Regions from separate parts of the Homo sapiens genome. Here region 1 is linked to region 2. Evidence: chromatin contacts called from ENCODE Hi-C or POLR2A ChIA-PET data. All regions are on one chromosome and are shown on one strand. Each heading gives the region's core, a stretch centred on a gene start or an enhancer-like site at or near the end of the contact. The rest is flanking DNA. Distances are from core to core; before and after follow the strand shown. Region 1 overlaps ULK4 (unc-51 like kinase 4). Region 2 has its middle 24 kb from the start of EIF1B.

What was found. A loop is a pair of places that touch in the nucleus more often than their neighbours do. ChIA-PET counts read pairs that join two places held with the same protein, here RNA polymerase II (POLR2A). Pooled maps may share reads with other maps.
Region 1: a map with no recorded cell type shows a loop between it and region 2 (2.7-fold over the local background). The contact joins two enhancer-like sites. A Hi-C loop is called at or near these places in 1 of 168 maps with a recorded cell type or tissue (IMR-90), 2 of 37 single-sample maps with no recorded cell type and 1 of 50 pooled maps. POLR2A ChIA-PET finds 5 or more read pairs at or near these places in 2 of 52 experiments (OCI-LY7 and activated CD4-positive, alpha-beta T cell).

What each region holds. Positions count from the first base shown.
Region 1 is chr3:41,690,007-41,692,706 of GRCh38, forward strand. All of the region lies in intron 27 of ULK4 (unc-51 like kinase 4), which reads right to left. Among named protein-coding and RNA genes, the nearest start is that of ULK4, 270 kb to the right of the region's middle. Within about 2 kb of position 1,330, at least 2 of the 41 ENCODE cell types and tissues checked have a DNase peak (open chromatin) inside an H3K27ac peak, as active enhancers do.
Region 2 is chr3:40,332,158-40,334,857 of GRCh38, forward strand. No RefSeq gene overlaps it. Among named protein-coding and RNA genes, the nearest start is that of EIF1B, 24 kb to the left of the region's middle. Within about 2 kb of position 1,439, at least 2 of the 41 ENCODE cell types and tissues checked have a DNase peak (open chromatin) inside an H3K27ac peak, as active enhancers do.

The sequences.
Region 1 (2,700 bases), core at 80-2,579, 1.4 Mb after region 2:
CACTATTCACAATAGCAAAGACTTGGAACCAACCCAAATGTCCAACAATGATAGACTGGATTAAGAAAATGTGGCACATATACACCATGGAATACTATGCAGCCATAAAAAATGATGAGTTCATGTCCTTTGTAGGGACATGGATGAAATTGGAAATCATCATTCTCAGTAAACTATCGCAAGAACAAAAAACCAAACACCGCATATTCTCACTCATAGGTGGGAACTGAACAATGAGAACACATGGACACAGGAAGGGGAACATCACACTCCGGGGACTGTTGTGGGGTAGGGGGAGTGGGGAGGGATAGCTTTAGGAGATATACCTAATGCTAAATGACGAGTTAATGGGTGCAGCACACCAGCATGGCACATGTATACATATGTAACTAACCTGCACATTGTGCACATGTACCCTAAAGTATAATAATAATAAAATTAAAAAATAATAATAATTTTTAAAAAAGAAAAAAAAAACTTTTCTCACAGGCCTTCTTCCTTCACAAGCTCTGGGCTCCTATTCTGCTGCCTAACTTTTTGGCTTCTAGGCAGCCCTCCTCTTTGTTTCTGCCTCCTTTCCTCTTTTCTTAGCTCTCCCACCAACCAATACATTTTTATTTCTTATGCAGACAAATTTTAGCTACTCTGCTACCCCCATCCCCTTTCTTCATCCAGGGTTCTACGCCACTCCCCAGTCCTACCTACAAAAGAAAGAGAAGCTCAATACAGACCATCCATGGCCTCATAGTTATAGAAAGGCCAGGCATATGTTTCCAGGTAACTGCTTTTCTGTCTTCAACCAGACCACCTTTCCAGGACAGAGCACCTATATGCAAAAGGGGGGTACTTCCCTCATAATCCAAGCTCATAATGTTATAGCAGGTAGTCAGGCAGACATGAGCAGGGCAGGAGAGGGCACCCCACCCCAACCAGGAACATCAGGCAACATCAGGTGATAGGCGGTTGTTAACTGTCTCTCTAAAATTATTGGTCACAGTCAGTGCTAGGGAAAGGCAGTCTCCCTAGATAGAAACACCTGAAACTGGTGATCAGAAGCTTCCTCGTAAGATCTAAGGAGTTAGGTGACTGGGCTCAACATGTGCACTAAGAGGCAAAATGGCAGAGTTTGGTATATGACCTTCTAGGAACATTCTAGTGGTAAAGGAAGAACTGCCTCAAGTGAGCATGTGTATAACTCCAGTAAACACAGTGCACATGCAGCCCCTGCCAAGTTCTGGAGGCCCCTGCACATACGAACAACCCACCCCAAGGGAAGCATCAGGGGGAAAGAGATGCAGACCCTGGAAGCATGCCAACATATAAAGCCCCAAGTCCAAGGTCAAACCACAAACTTGAGTCTCTCAAGTTGCCCACTTGGCCCTCTTCCAACTGTACTTTACTTCCTTTTGTTCCTGCTATAAAACTTTTAAATAAACTTTCACTCCTGCTCTAAAACTTGCCTTGAGTCTGCCTATGCCCCCGAGTCAAATTCTTTCTTCTGAGGAGGCAAGAACTGAAACTGTGGCAGACCCATACGGATTTGCCACCACTAACAATACCTCCCCCAAAGATGGGAAATTCTCTCTTCCAAATATCCATTTTAAACAGTATTATCTATTTATTTATTTCCTTTAACATCCATTGATTTTTATCTAAAGTAGTGGCTAAATTGTCTTAGGACCTGAGAAATTTCAAACCCGTTAACACACCAACACAAAGAATGAGTTAATACTACACTTATTGATTAATCATGTTACAGGATGTTTGGAGAGTGCAGTCTGATACATGATGAACCTCAATCTGCATTTTGAGAAATCAAATTAAAATTGTACGCTTTAATGACAACCCAACACCAAACAGCAACAATGCAGCAAGACAATAAAGAACAACAACAAAAAAGGACAAAGCCCTAAAAATTATCTTCATCAAATCACTTCTTTTTTTTTTTTTTTTTTTTTTTTTTGAGACTGAGTCTCGCTCTTTCACCCAGGCTGGAGTGCAGTAGTGCGATCTCAGCTCACTGCAAGCTCTGCCTCCTGGGTTCACGCCATTCTCCTGCCTCAGCCTCCCAAGTGGCTGGGACTACAGGCGCCCACCACCGCCCCCGGCTAATTTTTTGTATTTTTAGTAGAGACGGAGTTTCACCGTGTTAGCCAGGATCGTCTCGATCTCCTGACCTCGTGATCTGCCCGCCTCGGCCTCCCAAAGTGCTGGGATTACAGGCGTGAGCCACCGCGCCGGCCCATTAAATCACTTCTAATTCATAGTGAGAAAACCACGACGACACAATCTGACACAGTATATGACAGCAAACATGTTCTAAACCTTTGAGTGGGCATGGCTTTGCTCACTGGTACGGGGTCACCTTATTAAAATAGAGACTGAATCATTGAGACAATAGACAATGAGTACCTTTTTGCTGCTGTGGAGTTGGATAATTTGCTCACCAATGTTCTGCCCTTCCAGAATCTTCCACAGAATTTATACATATACGTTATATATTTATATATACTACTATATGCTACATATTTTATGACATATATAATATATATTTAATGGTATTAAAATAAATACCATTGCACCCTAATCAAGCTCCTCTGTACCAGTGATCTCTATTATAAAATTCTATCAGTCATTATTTATTTTAGTGTAGGGATAATATATGGAATAATCCAAGGAATTTTAATAATTAATACTAGT
Region 2 (2,700 bases), core at 189-2,688:
TGTATGGGACACCAAATGACCACTGACGATTCCCTACCTCATGTCTGCACCTTTGCCTGCAGAACTCCATGGAGTGCGTGCTTCTTAGCCCAAGGCCCCAGGGAAGTTTCTCCCAAGCCCAGTTTCTGGATGAATACACATGAAATGGTGAGGTGGCTGAGTCCACTCTGGAAGACCGGGCCTCCTTGCGTGGTTGAGAGGAGAACATCAGAGACAGGGACCATGCTCAAATGCACCAGCTTTTAATAACTGGGTTTGGTACCATGGCTTGTCACCCCACTCCACCCCAACCACCAGAATAAAAACGTATTATTAGACTCTAGCAGAGGCCGACTCACCCTGAAACAAACACACTGGGACTTTCTGGTGCCTCGCCTGTCCAGGCCTCCTCCTTGCCCCTGAGCCTAGTATTGCATTCATTCATATGCTTTTATTCCTTTCTTAAAGGGGGTCTCTAAAACTGCATAAGTCTCAGGTCCCAGCAGACTGGGATGTTCTTGCTTTCAGAAATTTGAGATGGGAAATAAGAAAATAATCCAGCCGTTGGTGGTAGGAGCTGCAGCTGTCTGAAAGGAGGGATCATGAGGGACCCTGAGGAGAGCAGAGCAATGAGCACGCCAGAGATTTGTTTCAGCTGGCCTTGTGAGAGCACTAGGCCTGGAGAGTGAAAAGGAAGATGCAAGTGCCGGCAGAGCTGCGGTGTTGCGGGGAGGAGTGAATGAGTGAGTGTGATGATGCATGACTGCCTGAGCTTGCACTCTGCACAGTGAGTGCTTGCTGAACTTCGTCGGTATAGTTATTGTTAGCACTGCTGATATTACTGTGAAGGTCCGCGCACTCCATTTCCTGGGGTCCTTGGAGCCTGGTTCTGCTCTGGATAAAATGGTCAGGGAAGTCTAACACGCAGCTCTGAGTACACCCCCTGAAGGGGACAGAAGCTGAGAAATTGACCCTCCTCCACTTCACACGTACACCAGAATAGGGAGACCACGGGACAAAGCGCTCATTGACACCCATGAAAGTTAGGTCTGTCCCCAAGAACGCCTTTCCACCTGGTCTTTCCCAGATGGCTGCTTGAAGGGCTCAGGAGGAGGAGCCTGCAAGTCATGGTAACCGATTTGATGATGAACCTATGAGAAGCCACTCGCATTTGCTACCCCAGGCCACCCACATTGGTGTTCTTTGTTTCTACTACTAGTTTACAACATCTTTCTATTCTACTGCCAGGGAGGAAAAAAGGTGTTCCACAAAACTGCCCAAGAGGACATACCTAGGAGGAGCGTCTGACATCAGCGGGGATCTTTGTGCTGCCCTTTCAAACCCTCGCCTCACTAATTACCCAGCAGGAGACAGCCAGCTCCATCCATATTGGAGTTTCACCTTTAATTAAACTTTAATTCACTCATGCCTTATCCTTGTGGCCACATGCTGCTGGGAATCAGTGCCACAGCAACTTGGACCCAGGCCAGAACCTTGCAGAAGAACACCCAGAGGCATCACCAAGTAAAAATAGACTTTCCTGACTATTAAATCCAACACTGTACTCAGGGAACCAACAAGAGTGCTCTCAAGGAAAGCTGTGATCTGCCTATAGGCAAAGAATGGATGATTTCAGTAATTCCTCCCCTCCCCTCCCCGCCCCAACTACACAGGGAGACTCAAACAAACTAGGATTATACAATTACCCATTTAACTTCATCTCATTTCCGATAAGAAGTAATCAGGGGAAGCATAAGAAAACCAAGAACTTCCAACCACTCACATTTATGAAGTGCTAACTCCGTGCCAGGCATGATGGGGAAATGAGATGAAATCAGCTTTCTGTAGACATTGTCAGGGCCCTGCCTACTGTGCACCTGGCAGTCACCTACAGTTCCCACAGGCCCACAGCTTCCTACCCTACACATCTGCATGTCTCTGACAGGCCATTCTCTGGCTGTGGGCATGTGCGGCAAGTCAGCAGGACTGCCCGGAAGTGCCAGGGAGTTAATGCTCCAGGAGTGGTTCCAATGAGGGACAGGAGCTGGTGGACAAACACCCCAGCTTCCTCAACTATTGGTTCCACTTCTTCTCTCAGAATGTCTCTCAGAAGGTCCCCCAGGAGGGAGCCCCAGGTGACTGCCCTAGCCTCCAGCTCATTAATTCACCTTGTATTGGCTTTCATTCTTCTCTGACTCACTTCCCTTCTCTCTCACCAAGCTTTTAGGAATCACTTTTCAGATAAACTACTTGCACCCAATCCTAGTCTCAGTGTCAGCTTTTGGAGGAACACTAACGAAGACACAATTTTAGTCTTAACCTTGATGATAATGACACAAGTTAACTTTAATAAACGTGAAGGCCTAAAACTCAAATATCCATAAGCCAAAAGCCAATGTGATCAAATATCTAAGGCCAAACCCAAGTGGGGCCTAAGGGGCCCTGGAGAGCAGGTATCCTCTTTGGGAGGTAGCTACTAGTCTACTCAAGAGGCTGTTTCCATGCAAGAAGGTGGGGCCAGTATTGTTAGAGCTTCCAATTTTTAAAGAGATGCTGGAATTCTGCATTTTTATATGGACTTTCCCAATTTTTGAATGTTGAAATCAACTCAAAAATTTGAAAGCACTATGAAGCCCAAGAGAAATCCATCCATGGACAAGAGCATGCCCACAGACCCCAGTTTGTGACCTCTGGTTCCACTGGATTTAATAATCCAGCAGC